Regions from separate parts of the Homo sapiens genome. Here region 1 is linked to region 2. A link is an interaction called in ENCODE POLR2A ChIA-PET data of the cell type or tissue named here. Cell type or tissue: PC-9. All regions are shown on one strand. Each heading gives the region's core, and the rest is flanking DNA. Links, peaks and the distances in the headings are about the cores only.

The links. Peaks named below come from ENCODE experiments on the same cell type or tissue, not always from the same donor. Only the 100,000 strongest peaks of a DNase experiment are listed, where the experiment ranks them.
Region 1: POLR2A ChIA-PET joins it to region 2 with 7 read pairs; 2 of 35 experiments call an interaction of 5 or more read pairs at or near these places.

Annotation. Positions count from the first base shown.
Region 1 is chr6:113,839,067-113,847,802 of GRCh38, reverse strand. It overlaps the pseudogene LOC124901547. Among named protein-coding and RNA genes, the nearest start is that of MARCKS, 14 kb to the left of the region's middle. RefSeq lists an enhancer at 1,407-1,701. In PC-9, for the core only: no CTCF peak of the experiment used is centred there; a DNase peak (open chromatin) is centred at 5,442; H3K27ac peaks cover 650 bases.
Region 2 is chr6:112,279,522-112,288,257 of GRCh38, reverse strand. All of the region lies in intron 2 of LAMA4-AS1 (LAMA4 antisense RNA 1), which reads right to left. LOC107986632 (a long non-coding RNA gene) reads left to right here. Exons shown (of 2, transcript XR_007059712.1): 2 at 818-3,734. Among named protein-coding and RNA genes, the nearest start is that of LAMA4, 29 kb to the right of the region's middle. In PC-9, for the core only: a CTCF peak has its summit at 5,914; DNase peaks (open chromatin) are centred at 4,457 and 5,807; H3K4me3 peaks cover 478 bases; H3K27ac peaks cover 3,290 bases.

The sequences.
Region 1 (8,736 bases), core at 540-8,539, 1.6 Mb before region 2:
ACTGCCCTATGCTGAGGTCTCTGTCTCTTTTACATGTCTTCCACTCCCCTTCCTCTCCAGTGTGTGTGCGCGTGTGTATTTTTTTTAGATGGCTTTTTGCTATGTTGCCTAGCTGGAGTGCAGTGGCTATTCACAGGCCTAATCATAGCTCGCTGCAGCCTCAAACTCCGGGGCTCAAGCTACTCATCTTCTTGAGTAGCTGAGTCAACAGGCATGCATCACCACACTCATCTCGTCTCCAATATTGAGGAAAAGATACTTAAGGCAAGTTTTCAATTGACTTTGGATTTTTTCTCATTGCTTTAAATATTGCTTTTATGCCAATGACACAACAATCAGAATTTCCTATCCTAATGGCTAACTGAAATTCCAGCTCTGTATTTTCCATTGTCTCCGTACTGATCTGGTAATTGCTGCTCGTATATTTCTCACCACTTTCTTAAAGTCAGGTTATTGTTTTCCCATCTAAACCAGCTCATCTTCTGAGTGATCTAGTGTACCATGTCTTACACTTTCCACTCAAGATACTTTACAATGAGTCCAAAATGTCTCCAGGAAAGCTAATGATTTCCTTCCCTTCCTTTCCTTCCCTTCCTTCTCTTCCTTTCTCCCCTGATGATTTCTTCAGCTTTCTTGGAGACATTTTAGACTCATTTCTCTCCATTTTTCAGGCTAAGAATAGAACCAGATATAAGGCCTCCTTAGGTTTCAGTATGGTTAAACACTCCACTACCAATTAGAATGTAAAACAAAAAATAAAATAAAACAAACCCTGAAGTTTTTGCCCATTTGTTTAGTTTATAAACCTCTTTTCACCTCCATTATCTTTCACGTCTCAGGCACATATTACATTATGTTGCTTTTTTCTCTAAAATTCCTATTGATTAGACTTTACTAAATATAAAAATAATTGAGTATCAAGGAGAAGACTGGAATTCTCACTGTATAATTTGTTATCAGCTCAGAACACCTCATGGATTATCCTTGTCAAGTTGTGTTGATTTATTTTCCTTTCAAACATCTCTGGTATTTTCTCCCTTCCAAGGACTAAAACTCAAGTCAATGTTCTTGATATTTTCTGCCTGAATTACCTACTAGGTCATCATTCCCCTCTCCAGGGCATTCAATGCCACAAATATCTCTCTTGTCACATCTCTGATCAAAAATTGGCTTCTAGTTGCCTGGGATCTAACCCTCCCTGCCTGACTTCCAAGGCTGTTTATAATCTGTCACCATAATCTCTAGACAGAGGACCAGTTTGGATCACTGAATGATGATTTATTAAACTCTTCCTTATAATTGTTTTAATTTGCCTCCCAATAAAGAACTAGTAGTTACAAGTTTTTAATATAGACCCAATAAATATACTTTATAGAGAAAAGACTGAAGAATTCCAAGATATTTTATAATTTAAAAAAATTTAGGAAGCCAGTTTTTCACCAGTGTCTCTCCCTCTCTCCTTTCTTCCCTAAAAACTAAGCAGATTTCAAGGAGGTTATCAACTGATCTCCCTTTTTACTGAGAAGAGAGCCTTGTCTTTGAACTTCTCAGGGTCCTGTCACAGTCTTTTATGTTTGTCTGACTCAACCACAGCAACAGTTGCATCAGTAGGGGCAAAATGTCCTCCTAAGAAGCAGAGAAGAGAAAATGACAATTGATAAATAATAGATATTTCCTCCTGATTATGTTGACAAGACCAGTTTTCCTTCTTGATCAAAATACTTTTTTTCATGTCCTTAACATTTTATTTTCTAACACTAACACTTAATTTCTTTATCTCCTGCTTTTTCCTACTGTAACTTTTTTTTTTTTTTGAGAAGGAGTCTTGTCTCAGTCACCCACGCTGGAGTGCAGCAGCGCAATCTTGGCTCACTGCAACCTCTGCCTCCCAGGCTCAAGTGATTCTTCTGTCTCAGCCTCCCGAGTAGCTGAGATTACAGGCATGCACCACCACGCCTGGCTAATTTTTGTATTTTTAGTAGAGACAGGGCTTCACCATGTTGGCCAGGCTGGTCTCAAACTCCTGACCTCAGGTGATCCTCCCACCCCGACCTTCCAAAGTGCTAGGATTACAGACGTGAGCCACTGTGCCCAGCCTCTACTGTGGCTTTAAATGTCCTGAATACTTAAACTATAGAATGGCCATTAATTGAATAAAATGGGTAGTAATTTTCCCTGCATCTACTTTTATATTCTTTTCACCAAATGACCAATAAAAAAAATTTTTTTTTACAACTTTTCATTTAAAAAATCCGTATTATTGTAATTGTGGTGTTTTGAAAATATTCAATAACAAGCAGGATAAAGAACTATTATAGTCTAGGCATCATCACTACTTTTTGAAAATAATTTGATTTTCATTTTAACTTCATTTTATTAATACAATCAAAAGATTCATTCAATTTACTGGGGGAGAATTGTAAAAAAATTTATTGGATATCAAGTAGGCAAATATCTAGTTAAATTGTTTGGTCCATATCTTTTTATTTAATGCTTTATTAAAAACTTTTAAAATTCTTAATGAGCTCCTCAGGACTATTTCATGAAACATATTAAAATGCAGCTTATGTCATTTTATACATAAATACATATATATATAATTCCTTATCACAGTGTATATATATGTGTATATATATATATATGCATGAACATGGCAAGAATATAAAGTTGAGAATGTTGATTTCCATTGTCATTGTATCAGAACTCATGGGAACAAGCAACTATCCTTTGTAATTATCACTTTATCAGAACACCCATCAGACCCATGCCAATCTCCAAATCAATTTAGGGGGGCATTCCTCTTTGGGACTGGCCCCAGAAGCCATATAAGAAACTGTTTCAATACTTTATGATTATATTTTATGACCACTTTTCTTACTGGAAACTGTGTTACCCACTTTGATCACTCTTTAATAATACTAACACCGCCCAGGTGCATTAAACATTTCAGTGTTCAAACAGCTTTCAAAATACAATTTTATTCACTGTGCTTTTGGCTGTTGCTAAAATAATATGGTACTTGTCTTTGGGGAATTTGCTCCCCTGGGGTGAAGGAGCTACACTGTAGTAGGACTACACTATGTGAAGACATGGGTTCAATTTCAGGTTCAAACATCTGGTGGCTACGTTGTGAACTAATGCAGTTGACTTCGGTTCTCTAAGCTCAAGTTTCTTCCTTTGTAAAATGTAGATAAAAGTTTCCATCTTAAAGAAAGAGTTCTAGTTCTAAGATTTAATAGAGATATCTAAAGGTAAGGTATGGTGATGTTGTTGTTTTAGGTGTTCTTTTAAAAAAAAATTATTTATTTATTTTTGAGACAGAGTCTTGCTCTGTCGCCCAGGCTGGAGTGCAGTGGGGAGATCTCACTGTAACCTCCGCTTCCCAGGTTCAAGTGATTCTTCTGCCTCAGCCTCCCAAGTAGCTGGGATTACAGGCGACACCACCATACCTGGCTAATTTTGTATTTTTTTTTTTTTTTTTTTTTAGTAGAGATGGGTTTTTGCCATGTTGGCCAGGCTGGTCTTAAACTCTTGGCCTCAAGTAATCTGCCAGCCTTGGCTTCCCAATGTGCTGGGATTACAGGCATGAGCCACTGCTTTAAGCGTTCTTTGTAAGAAGTTTTCTGGTGCGATTTGGATGAAAATGGGCAGAAGCTGTAATGAAAGTTTTGAGCTTTAGTAACCCCAGGCCCCCGCAATTAGCGGGTCCTCAATAAAAGCTGGTTTGCCTTTCTATCTTATCATCCGGGAATAAGATGGGTTTGGTGAAACCCTCTGACTAGATTTGGAAGCGAAAGGAAAATAAGAAAAACCTGTAACAGCAGAGCTGTAATAAATTACTCACTTGTAAAGTAAGCATTTGCAATGAACCCATTTTTTGACTCCTCCCTTGGGAAGAATTCCCAAAGGAATTCTGAGACACTGACCAGGGATTACTGAAGGCGCTAGACGGCCTGTAGAATTGGTGATTCCAAGTTGTCCTTTCTTTCCAGTAAGCCAGCCTCTCTCTTGAGGGAGGTGGGATTATAGTTCTTAATTAATGTCAATTTTAATTAACGTTTAGACTTTTACGTGATTAAGCAAATGCTGTGTCCCCACATTTTGCATTTCTTAAGCTATCTTTTCTTAGTCCCTGCTTTTCCTCAAATATTTTACAAGCCAGAGCTGTTTAATGTAATTGGACATTTCATCTGCACTTAGCTAGGAGAGCCAGCCTTGCTGTTTATCTGGGGGTAAGCAGCACTTTGAAAAAATTTACATTAGATTAAAAAAAAAAATCTCATCCAGCCTGGTGCAGTGGCTCATGCCTGTAATCCCAGCACTTTGGGAGGCCGAGGCAGGAGGGTCACTTGAGGTCGTGAGTTTGAGACCAGTCTGACCAACATGGCGAAACTCTGTCTCTACTAAAAATACAAAAATTATCCAGGCATGGTGGCGCATGCCTGTAATCCCAGCTACTTGGGGGGCTGAAACACAAAAATCGCTTGCAGAGGTTGCAGTGAGCCGAGATTGCACCACTGCACACCAGCCTGGGCAACAGAGTCAGACTCTATTTTAAAACAACAACAACAACAACAACAAAACAAAAGAAACCTCATCCTTCTCACAGAAAGTCTAGATAGATAAATGAGCTTTCTTCGGGTTCTCTTGTTCTCTCTCTTTTTTTTCTTAAGTGCTAATTACCAATCTTGTTAGCAGTAGCATATTAATAATTTATTTACACCCTGAATTTCTTTGGGCAATATTTTGTTAATACCTATGCAAATTTTATTTTTGTAGGCTTGCTTTTCTCCCAATTTTGAAAAAAAATTGTTGAAAAGAGATAATTTACAGCAATTATAATTCTCATAATAGTTATTATCCTCATTGGTATTAAAAGATATGAAACATCAATATACTGGGAGGCAGTGCTCTGTTAGGAGCAGCAGTTAATAATTTTGGAATCAAATAAATAGCTTTGAATTTAGGCTTTACTATTTCCTGGCTTTGTGACTTGGGGTTAGGTACCTAATCTTCTTCCTCATCTGAGAAATGGGGGTAATAGGAGCATTGCCTTCCAGAACTGTTTGAGACTTTTCCTAAGGACCTGAATATAGGAAGTTCTCATTAAATGATAACAAATCTGAGTCCAGACCATACAAGGGTAAGGGTGGGGGTAGGAATATCAAATTGATTTGTGGAAGATCAACTGTTCATATATTGGTAAAAACAATGTTTTACAGCAACTTCATAACTTCCAAAGCATTTTTGGATCCATTGTTTTACTTAATCTTTATAATAAATGGCAGGTGAGAATTAGTTTCATTTGAATGATGAAATAGATACCAAGGCCTGGAAATTTTTCTCTAGATTATACTGCAGATAAGTTGCAGAAAGTGATTTCAGATGCCTGATAACTGCATTTAAAAGAACCCTCAAGAATCTTAGAACTTCATAGATCAGTCATCAAATTTGAATGGAATTCTCATTATGTGGTCACCAGTATCATGTGTTTCAAGGTTGATGTCCTGCCCAGTGCATGGCTGCACCGCATCATTTTGACACAGCATCTTTTCCACAGTGGTAGGTCCTCTGGAGGCATTCAGTCCTCTGGGAAAAATTATGGACTTTTAGATCATGCTTATATTAAAAAGCCAGCTTTAAAAGTTGGCTTCGTGTATATTTAAAAGGGGTACAGAAAAAAACTTTGATAAAATTTTTAGTACCTTTGTAGCTGAGCTTTATAAAAGCTATAGTTATTTACATAAATACAAAAATTAAGGAGGCAAAATGAACATGTAACAAAAGAAAGTTCTGGACTTTGTAATTCTGCTGTTTTTTATATTACCAAGTAGTTCTGGATAAGGCAGGAACAACATTAATAGTACAGTTTGCTAACTCCTATTTTTTCCATTAAAAATTTTAATGAGAAAAAAATGCATTCTTGTAACGTTTTCAAATAGAACAGGAGTATATAAAATAACTGAAGTAAATTCCTTTTCATTGATCCTTTTTAAGAATTCTACCTCCTGTTAGCAAGTTGTAGTGTATTTTTTCAGGCTTTATTTTATTCCCATGCTTGCTCATGCACAGATATATACATGAGTTTTACAAATGGGATGAATGACATTATTGTATGCAATCTAGATGCAATCTATCTAGATTGCTTTCTGACTTCTTTTTTGCACTTTATATCTTGAAGAATTTCCCTAGGAGTATATATAAAACAACCTAATTCTTTTAAACAGCCATATAGTGTTTCATTGTTCATATGGAAATATTAAAACTTACTTAGTCATTTCTTTCATTGATGAATGTTCAGGTTGTTTAAAATTTTTCTCTATTCTATCATTAATATTCATATATATATTTGTCCACATGTGTAAGTATTTTTGTAGAATGGATTGTTAGAAGTAACATTGTTCCATCAAAGGGCATAATCTTTAACATATTGATGAATGTTGCCACACTGACCCACAGAAATGCTATGGTTGTTTATATTCAGATGCATAGTGATGAAAATGCCCTTTTCCTTATACCCTTACCAAAACTACATACTATCAATTGTTCAATTTTCTTTAATCGGTGGGAAATCATGAAAAAATTATTGATCTTTATATTCATTGATCACTTTTTTCTTTTTATTTTGTTCATTTTTATTCTTTTACCTTATTATATTGGATTGTCTTTTCATTATTTAATTGAAGGAACTCTTCAGTTTTTACATATTATAGCAGTTAATCCCTTTCTGTTGTATGTTACACCTATCTCCTTTCAGTCTGTTTTGTCTTTTATTAAACATGGTTTATGTGATCTTTTCCTGGGCAGAAAAATTGAAAGCATCATGTAGTTATATCTGTCCGTTGTTTCCTTGTGTTCCTTGTGGCTTCTGAGTTGTTTTTTTTTTCCTCCCCAAGTTCAGGTCAGATGGGTAATGTGACAAGATTGTAGTGCATTTCACAGATGCATGTGAACACCCAATCATCATCGCTCATGAGCTACAAAAGGAGCAGGCTTCTAAGTTTTCTATCTTGTTTAGGAATGATATTTCCTTAAGAGTACATATATATTCGGGTTGGGCGAGGTGGCACATTCCTGTAGTCCCAGCACGTTGGGAGGCCAAGGAGGGAAGATCACTTGAGGTCAGGAGTTAGAGACCAGCCTGGCCAACATGGTGAAACCCCATCACTACTGAAAATACAAAAAATAGCCGGGAGTGGTGGTGCACACCTATAATCCCAGTTACTCGGAAGGTTGAGGTGGGAGGATTGCTTGAACCCGGGGATGCAGAGGTTGCAGTGAGCATAGATTGCACCTGGGTGACAGAGCAAGACTGTCTCCAAAAAAAAAGTACATACATATTCTTATGGTTTCCTCATATTTGTCAAAATTTTTAATCTTATGATTTAATTCAATTGGAATTTATGGCCGGGCGCAGTGGCTCACGCCTATAATCTTAGCACTTTGGAAAATCGAGGCAGGTGGATCACCTGAGGTCAGGAGTTCGAGACCAGCCTGGGGCAACATGGTGATACCCTATCTCTACTAAAAGTAAAAAAATTAGCCAGGCATGCTGGCATGCACCTGTAATCCCAGCTACTCGAGGGGCTGAGACAGGAGAACCGCTTGAACTCCGGAGGCGGAGGATGCAGTGAGCCAAGATTGCACCACTGCACTCTAGCCTGGATGACAGAGCAAGACTCTGTCTCAAAAAAAAATAAAATAAAATAAAATAAAATTGGGAATTTATTTTGCAGTATAGTGTGAGGTAGGAATCTCATTTGATTATTTTTCCCTTATGTTCTACCAGAATTGATTTGAAATTCTTTCATCAGTATGCACTACAGTTCCCATGAAAACATGGGTCTATTGCTGGATTCTCTCTTCTGTTTAGTGAACTATCTTTTTAGTCCTATGCCAATACATTTTTGTTTAATTACTATAATTTTGTAATGTATTTTGATATCTGGCATGGAAAATCATCTTTATTTTTCTTTTGCTTTAAAAGTCAGCATTCTTACTTATTTACTCTTCCAGAAAAAATTAGGATCAGCCTTTCAATTCTAAACATATTTTTTCTCTGAGTACTTGATGCGATTATACTTAGATAATAAATTGGCATACAATTGATATCTTTATAATGTATTTTTTTTTTAGAAAAAACAAGCTTGGCAAGTTTTATTAAAGGAAAATTTTGCATAGTTTACTTTCCACCAGTCTGTTCTGGCATGCTTCTAATGATAGCAGAATCACCTGGATCAGTGAGCGCCAGTGTGCATACTCTGTAGTATTTTCCGCATGCTGTTCCCAGTTCAATATTATTGCCACTGTAGTGATGGACACCAATTTTGGCCAACATTGCATAGTACTCTACTTCTGATTTCCGCAAAGCTGGGCAGTTGTAAGCAAGGATGACCAATTTTGCTGTGCCTTGTCTGATCATCTTTAAAGTCTGCTTGTACCCCAGCATGTACTTTCCACTTTTCATGAGTTGGAGCCGATAATTAATTGACTCCAGTGAATTTTTCATCTCCTTGGTTGGGATGGCCCCAGTCAAGAGCAGCTGCCAAGATGGCTGGGGAGTAAGAAAGGTGATATCTGTATAATATTATATATACAGGTATTCAGGTCTTTTTTTCATCCTTACATATAGGTTTACAGTTGTCTTCATTATATGTTATGCAAATTATTCCTAGATAATCTATAATTTTATCTTCTTCCTGTTGTTTTTAAATGAGTTACCCACATATGTGCCAC
Region 2 (8,736 bases), core at 421-8,420:
TCTATAAGCTATGACTGAAATTACTTTAAGAGATGATACCCTAGAAAAGAACACAATGTTTGAAAATTTGTCATTAACATCTTATTAAAGCTGTTCTGTATGTTTGAGTTTCAGCCTTCCTAAAATCCGTCCTTGGAAGGACATCCGGACTTGGAGCAGAAACAGAAAGTGTGGTCCTTGGCCTCTGAGGAGCTTATAATTTAATAGAGCAACTGGCTCTCCACAGCATCACATAAATAAACATAACAGAAGCACATAAGCAAACATTTATACATAGCTGAGCACAGCTGCATAGGTTTACACAGGTGCTAAATAGCATATCAGGGAAAGAAAAATTAAGAAAGTGAAGATTATTACATGCTTGACAACTGGAATATAGATCAATGTAAGTTTTGAAAGCCTTCATGGTACTAAATACAGTTGACCACTGAACAACACGGGTTTGAACTATGAGAGTTCACTTCTACTGGGATTTTTCCCAACCAAACACTAACAAAAGTACAGTATTAGCCAAGAAGAGGGATGGGGAATGTATCCTGGAACCAATCCCCCATGTATACAGAAGGGTGACTGTAGTATGTTGAGGCTAAGGCAGTTCAAAGATTAGCAAAGCAAAAAGAAATTCCAAATTATGGAAAGAACGGTAATAATGGATTAAAAATAAGTGAGGTTGAACTATTGATGACAATTATTTATAACTAACATATTATAACTAACATTTGAGCCCTTCCAATACCAAGAATTCAGCTTTACATAAATTATCTCATTTAAGTCTCACAACAACCCAATAAGATTGTGTCATTGTTTAATTTTACAGATGAGGAAACGGAGGCTCAGGGAAATTAAATGGCTTGACCAAAATTCATGTGTAAGTGTCAGCAAGTGCCTATACTGGGATTTGAACCTAAGTCTGTCTGACTCCAAATCGGCAGTCCTAAGCTATTGCTCCACTTCCCTGCTTTGTACACCAGAAAGGTAAGAGACACAAATGGGGCTATTTGAAAAACAAACAGCAGGATGAACAACTAGTTGATATGCCCCTTCAAGGCCCAAATGAAGAGCATGATTGGACCAGACTGTGTGGAAGAGGACAAAGAGGTAGGAGCAAGAAAGAGGAGCCTCTGGATGAGCAGAAGCCAGTAAAGGGACACCAATGGCACATATCCATCTTCCAACTAAAGCATTACAGGCTAACTCTTTTTTTCCATCATTGAGCAAGTTGCTTTGACCCACACACTCCCTAAAAACACTGCAGCAGCATCATACCACACAGTGGAAGAAATCTCATCCCAAATATGCACATAGATAACCAGAGAGACTACTGGTTATCCACTTGGTGACCTGGCCAACTGGCAACTGAACTGGAAAAACATCTGCTGACCTAAAAACTACTCTACCAGGCAACTTTCTCTCAATGAGTTCCCTGTAAAACATTCTCTGTTAACCTACTCATTAGTATAAGAGTGAGTCTTTGGGAAAAGATGTACCTGGACTCAAGTCCAGGCTCTAACACCTACTGACTCTGTGACCTTGAACAAGATTCGTATGTGTGCTAGGCATCATTTGTAATGCATGCATAATAATTCTATCCTAGGATTACAGGGAGGATTAACTGAGATGATACATGAGAAACAGTCCAGTGCTTGGGCTCTAATAAGTGCTCAAACAGATTAGCTGTTGTTACTTAAAAATTATGGCAAGTAAAGCCCTTTATAAGCTCTTCAAAGCAGTCAAAGATATCCATTTTTACTTTACTAGTGAAATCAGCAATGTGATTCTTATATTAGAGATATAAAAATCTGGCATTTAGGGCATTTGCATTAGACAAGTATATTTTTGCTTGGAGTAGCACTATGTATTCATGTGAGATAAAGAACTATCTAGATTGCCATATATTGGAACTCCAGTAACCAAATCCTATAGCTGCTGTGGTCTAGGGTGGCTGGCTACCCTTGCTAATTTAAACATTTTCTCTCAGGCTATTGGTTTCCTTCTGGCTTCCTGTGATGCTATCTCAGACACAATTGCAACCAGGTTTGCGGTGCGGTTTAATGACACATTTCATGAGGTTTTGTTTTGGTGTTGCTCTGTCAAAATGATGTGGGGGATAAGGGAGTGCAATCTATTGCAGCTGTTTGTTATCACTCAGATAAGCCTGAGAAGCTTCCCAATTAACCTTAGTGTGTCATAAAGCCAATCAGTACATGAAAACAAGAATTTCTCATTTACTGAAATGATATTTGCCTTGTAATTGCTGTCTGGGAATGTTGAACCAAGTAGAAAACATTAAGGAAACTGCACTCCTCCCCACAAATTTAAGCTTGGTGATTGTTAAAAATAAAAATAAAAAAGACCAAGAATACTGTAGTCCCAGCTACTTAGGAGGCTGAGACAGGAGAATTGTTTGAACCCGGGAGGTGGAGGTTGCAGTGAGCCGAGATCATGCCACTGCACACCAGCCTGGGCGACAGAGCAAGACTCCATCTCAAAAAAAAAAGACCAAGAATATTATTTGGTAGTCTAGCTGTTTTGTCCTGGTTTCAAGGCACCACATGTCTTTTGATGTAAAATAATATACTAAAACATGCTTACAGCTTAAAACCTGAAATAAATTTGTGGAGTATATTAATGTTTTCATCAATCCTGGTAATGAGGTATAAGAAATTAATTTGGAAAATGTATTTTCCTTACATAAATTTTGGTCTTTTCAGAGAAAGAAAACAAAGTAAAAGAAATGCAGCCTTTATACGAATAAGGGATGTATCACACAGCACCATAAAAATTAATAAGGCAATTGTCCAATCACTAGATGCCATTTTTTGAGGTCTTATTGTGTACCTATCAGTGTACATAGTCTGGATGGACAATATAAGATTAAGGGTAAGAGGACTAACATCATTCCTTTTGTGTCTAGTAGGCCCTCAAATATTTATTGAGATGAACTGAGTTTAACTGAATTGAGCTAAATTTACTTGAATGAGCACAATGAGACGTTGCCACTATACTAAAATCTACAGTCTAGCCATGGAATTAAAGTATGTATATATGCGTGACATTTTTTAAAATACAGCCAGTAAATAAAAACATGCAACTATCATTTTTTTATTTTAAAATAACTGTAGACACATAGGAAGTCAGAAAAAGAGTTCACAGAGTCCAGTGAACTCTTACCCAAGCTTCCAAGCTACCATTTTCCATTACTGTAGTACAATATCAAAACCAGGAAGTTGACATTTGCACAATAATGCTAACTAGACTACAGGCTTCATTCAGTTTTCAGCAGTTTTTACCTGCCACTCAGTTGGGGAGAGGGGGCATTATGTGTGGGGGTATGAACAAGTAAGTGTGAGTAAGTATAGTCTTTTGCAAAATTGAATCCCCTGTATGGATTCCTGTAACCACCATCACAATCAGGATACAGAATGGTTCTATTGCCATAAAGCAATGAGCAGGGCCTACCCCTTTGTACTCACACCACCTTCTTCACTGTCTCCTGGTAACCACTAATCTGTTCTCTATTTCTATCATTTTGTCATTTCAAGAATGTTATATAAATAGAATCATATAGTATGCAAACTTTTGAGATTGGTTTTTTCACTAAGCATAATGCCCATGAAATCCCTCCAAGTTGTTGCATGTGCCAATCATTTGTTCATCTTATTGCTGAAGAGTATTCCATGATATAGACACACCAGTTTGTTTAACCATTTACCCATTAAAGGACATTTGTGTTATTTCCAATTTTTGGTTATTACAGTTTAGCTGCTATGAGCATTCATGTACTATTTTTTTGCCAACCTACATTTTCATTTCTCCGGGATAAATGCCAGGAGTGCAAATGCTGGGTGTCAGGCTGAACACCTATTAACCTCAATAGAGATGGCACCAGGTTCAAGAGGCTGAAGAAGAGACTCAGACAGCAAATGAGACATGGGGTTTTATTTAGGGCTTATATTTAGGGGAGAGAGTCCCGTGGCAGCAGGCTAGACAGGAGAACTACACAGCCCAGTGGAGGTGGGCTGGGCAAGAAAACTGCAACAGCTTGCAAAAAGCATCCAGTTTATTACAGCATTTTCACTTAGCACCCTTTCTCTAAAACTTCCACCTGGCAACCTTCATTCAACCCAAAACCTGGAGCTTCAATATCCTGTGTGGCTGGTGTTCCATGGGATGAGCCGGAGACCCAGACGTTCCACATAGAAAAAGAATTAATCTTCAGGTTGTCTGCTCCCAGCTTCCCTAGCTAGGAACATACATTCAGGTGTCTCTGCCACACAGGGTCATTATCAGAGTATGCCTAAGTTATTGTGATCAGATGCATTTACCCTACTCTGGGTCACATAATAGTTGCATGGTTAGCTTTTAAGAAATTGCCATTCATTCCCACCATACGTACGCCATACATATCGGAAAACTAGTTTTTCCACATTCTCTCCAGCATTTAATGTTATCACCATTGTTTATTTTAGCCATTCTGGTAGGTATGCAGTAATATCGCATTGTGGTTTTTAACTGCTTTTTGCCAATACACAATACTTAAAAGATGTCAGAGGAGAGTTGATTGATTGCCAAATTGTATGGATGAATTTTCTCCTCTCTTCTAGTAGTTCTCAATCTTGGTGTTCTATTAGAATCACCTGAGAAGCTCTAACACCATTCCAGAGCCCAGGCCACACCTCAGACCAATTAAATACAAACCTCTTGAGGTGGACCCAGGCATCATTACTTACTTGTTAAAGTTCTTCAGGTAATTCCAGCATGCAGCCAAGGTTGAAGATCAATGCTGAATCTAATTTCTACACAGATACCAGAAATGTGACCATCCTTGAAATCCTTTGCTGGCTCCCCATCATCTGTACTGCAGATCTAACCCAGGCTCATTGGCAGGCTCTTCCCCGCTTTCTGTCTCACATATTATGTTCTGTAGTCATGAATTATTTGAGGCTTGCCACATATACCCCTATATGTCATGAAAAATCCTTGCAGTTAGAACCTGAGAATACACATTTTTATCAAAGTACCCCAAGTGATTGTGAAGCACAATAACATTTGAAAGCAACTCTACCTCCACTAATTGGAAAGTGATTTACCCATTTGTTCATTCCTCTATTCCTCCTTTCTTCATGTATCCATCCATCCAACAAATATCTGTTGAGTACTTAATGTGTGCCAAGTGGATAGCTATGGTGCAGTGGTGGAAGGTCCTGGTAGACAAGAAAAAATGTGACAAGGTGGGTAGCGGGTAAGGAAAGGGGTGGGGTCCAGGGAGCTCACAGGAGCAACACACCACCCAGCTGGAAGCTCAAGACCTAAAAGACGAGTAGGAATTAGCCAGGCAAAGAGAAGCAGGGGAAAATATAGTTTTCCTAAAACAAAAAACAGCATGTTTAAAGGTTAACAACAAAATGACATAGCTTATTCAGAAAATTTTAAGAACTTTGGTATTGCTAGAGCAGGAAGGGAAAAGACTAAAGATAAACATTAAGTATTTTAATTATATTACTTTAATGTCTCTTTAAAAAGTAATATTCATAAATAAGAATCAATGGCTGTGAATGAGTGAAGTCATTTTTTTAAGCAAACAGTAAATGCTAATTGCAGTCTGAAGCACTTTTGAAGACTCAGCTGGAAATAGCCCTCACCCCATTAACCTCTAAAACAGCATTTTTTTAAACTTCTGACCCTGCCCAGGAGTGGTTAGCCTCAACTTCAGGGTCAAGAGATTTGCTTCAGGCACTTTCAGAATCAACTTGTATGGGAATGAAGTACTCTCTGTTAATCCAAGTGTTCATCTCTGACAGAGGAAATTGCTCTGCTCCCTAAATGACTCCAACACTTCACTTTTCAAATACATGTCAGCTGTGCTGCTGAACATCCACAGCAGATGTCGTTCTGCTGCTTGAGTCAGCGACTCAGAGAGCCGCATTCCCAGTGTGTGTGTGTATGGGGAGGAGAGGCCGGGGGTGGATTAAGGCATAAGATCCAAATTGAAGCAAGTAAAGTTCTTAAATCATTGTAGTATTCCATTGGAATGAAAAAAAAAAAAAAGATGATTCTTCCACTGAACTGCAGAAGAAGTTATCAAGAAAACTAAAGAGGGAAAGAAAATAAGCAAAATTTAATTCTCAATGATTAACTGAAAAAAAGAAAAGGAGAAAAGGCACATCTCATCTCACTGGGGAACTTTGTTGTTCCAGAATGATTTTAAGTTCACTTAGGGATATATTTTAATTATATTTATGTTTTGGCAAAATTTATGAGCTGAAGATCATTTCCTGAAAATAAGACATTTGTACAATCCCTGCCAACACTGGAGTAAATTTTACTTTATCAAGAAAAACTGCTTAGGCTCACAATTTTTTACAAATAAAATTAACTCTGGTGCTTTTGTGGGACTTTTCTCCTTCCTCTGGATCACTGATAGCAACAAAACTGAAGTGTCCACTTGTAAGTTCAGCACTGCAACAGGAGACCCTAACCTGGGTGTCCCCACTAACCAGCTATGAATTAGGACATGCTGTTTAAGCTCCCTACACCACTACATCACTGCAAAGGTTTTTGGTTTGTTTGTTTGTTTTCTGAGATGGAGTTTCACTCTTGTTGCCCAGGCTGGAGTACAGAGGTATGATCTTGGCTCACTGCAACCTCCGCCTTCTTGTTCAAGCGATTCTGCTGCCTCAACCTCCTGAGTAGCTGGAATTACAGGTGTGCACCACCACACCCGGCTAATTTTTGTATTTTTAGTAGAGACGGGGTTTCACCATATTGGCCAGGCTGGTCTCGAACTCCTGACCTCGTGATCCGCCCACCTTGGCCTCCCAAAGTGCTGGGATTACAGGTGTGAGCCACCGCGCCTGGCCCACTGCAAAGCTTTAAGACCCTTTCTGAATATGAGACTGTGTAAACAGAGTAGCTATGGGGGAAAAATCTTCACATCAATTTGAGGGCATTTCAAGGACCACAGAGCAGAACATGGGAACTCAGGGATATCTTAGAAAATCTAGGGCACATAGTCACTGCTCCTACTCCCAAATGACTTACAATCCAAAATGTGTTGACATGGATGAAAATGAGGCCAAAGGAACAATCTTCCTTGAACATATAATAAACAGGGTTAAGAATTTATAGTCTCAATTAACTTTTTTTTTCACTGTCAACAATTTTCAAGTCCTTCGAAGCCTCTAAACTCTTTAATAAAAGGGAATCTTCAAAAGGCTCCTCCACCGGCCAGCTTCTCAAGCTACTCACTTTTGCCATTGTATGTAACAAAACTGAAAATAATTTGGCATGAAGTATGGTATTTAAGGATAAAAAATAAAACTCTCTCTTAAACAGAATTAAAACTAAAGGGTGTGTGTGCATGCATGTGTGTGTGTGTATATATGTGTGTGTGTACTAGGAGAGGTCAGACTTGGAATACAATGCTCAGATTCTACCACATCCTTATTAAATATCTTAAGCCAATAACTCATTCCATTCATGACTGCCCTATTTGAAAGTAAATTCTGGAGAGGCCAGCCCTTATAACATCAGTCACCGGGGCACCTCCTTGAAGGCTGCTTAGAAGTAGCAGAGTCTTTTTCTCTTGCTATCTGTCCAGACTCACCCAACTTTGGCCCTTGGATTTTGTTGTTAGAATAAATGCAAAATGCCCTACAAATCATTGCCAACATTGAGACAACTGGTCTTCCCCAAATCTCCTGTGTTATGTGTCTCTTCCCCACTCATCTCAAAAATTAAATAGAACAGGCAAGAAGAGCAGCAAATTTCAAACTATCATTTGACTCCCTCCCATGACCCACTCAGTCCTTAAGTCTTTGTCCTCTGCCCAAAACGTATTTTGTTTTCTCCATCTTGTCATCTGGCAGCCAAGAATATTGAATGTGGTTTAAAGAAATAACACTATATTATGAAAACATCATTTTATCAAGACAGCTGACAATACATGTGAATGCATATATTCATTCTCTACATTGCAATGCCATTTTTAGGGCACAGAAGGGGCTTGGATACAGTCTTTATTTATGCTATTTTTCAAATTTCATATGCTGTAGATAAAAGGCAAAGTTTGCCATTTTCCATTCTTGCAAGTTTATGAGAATTAGGGAGTACTTTCTCCATCCTGTGCTTTAACATGACTGAAAATTGCTTAACTCCCAAAAAGATTTTGATATTGTCAAGCTCCAAAAATAAAACATAGCTAATTAACAAGAATTCTTTTCAGAGGATGGTGTGGTACATTTTCAGGGTCTGGCTTGGTGAAGATGGGAAAAGTGATCCCTCACAAACACAGCGGCTGCAGGCCTTAAGCACTGTCGTCTTTCTGCAAGTGTGAGCTTTCTCCCTGGCTCCCATATTAAGCCCTGGCATGTTTATAAGCTGGCTGTTCCTTCCCTGCCCATCCCACCCTGTCTCCCTTACAAATGTAACTCCTCTCTTCCATAAGAATTAAGCTGCAGGATGGTAAAAGGAAATGATTTCATTTGGGTGGAGAAGGGAAAAGATACAGCTTTAGTACAAATACTGTAAGGCAAATATGCTGTATAAGAAACACAGCTGCCGAGCCACAGGCTGAGTCTTGCTAAGTGGCAGGGCCTTGCTTTAGCTGTTTCTCCAAGGAATAGAACAGCACAGGGTGGGAAGCAGGAGGAGATGGAGCCAAGGTTTGCATCTTTGTTGTATGTTCATAATTATCTTTATCCTGTAGTCCATTCCCTTTTTATTTTAGCAGAAACA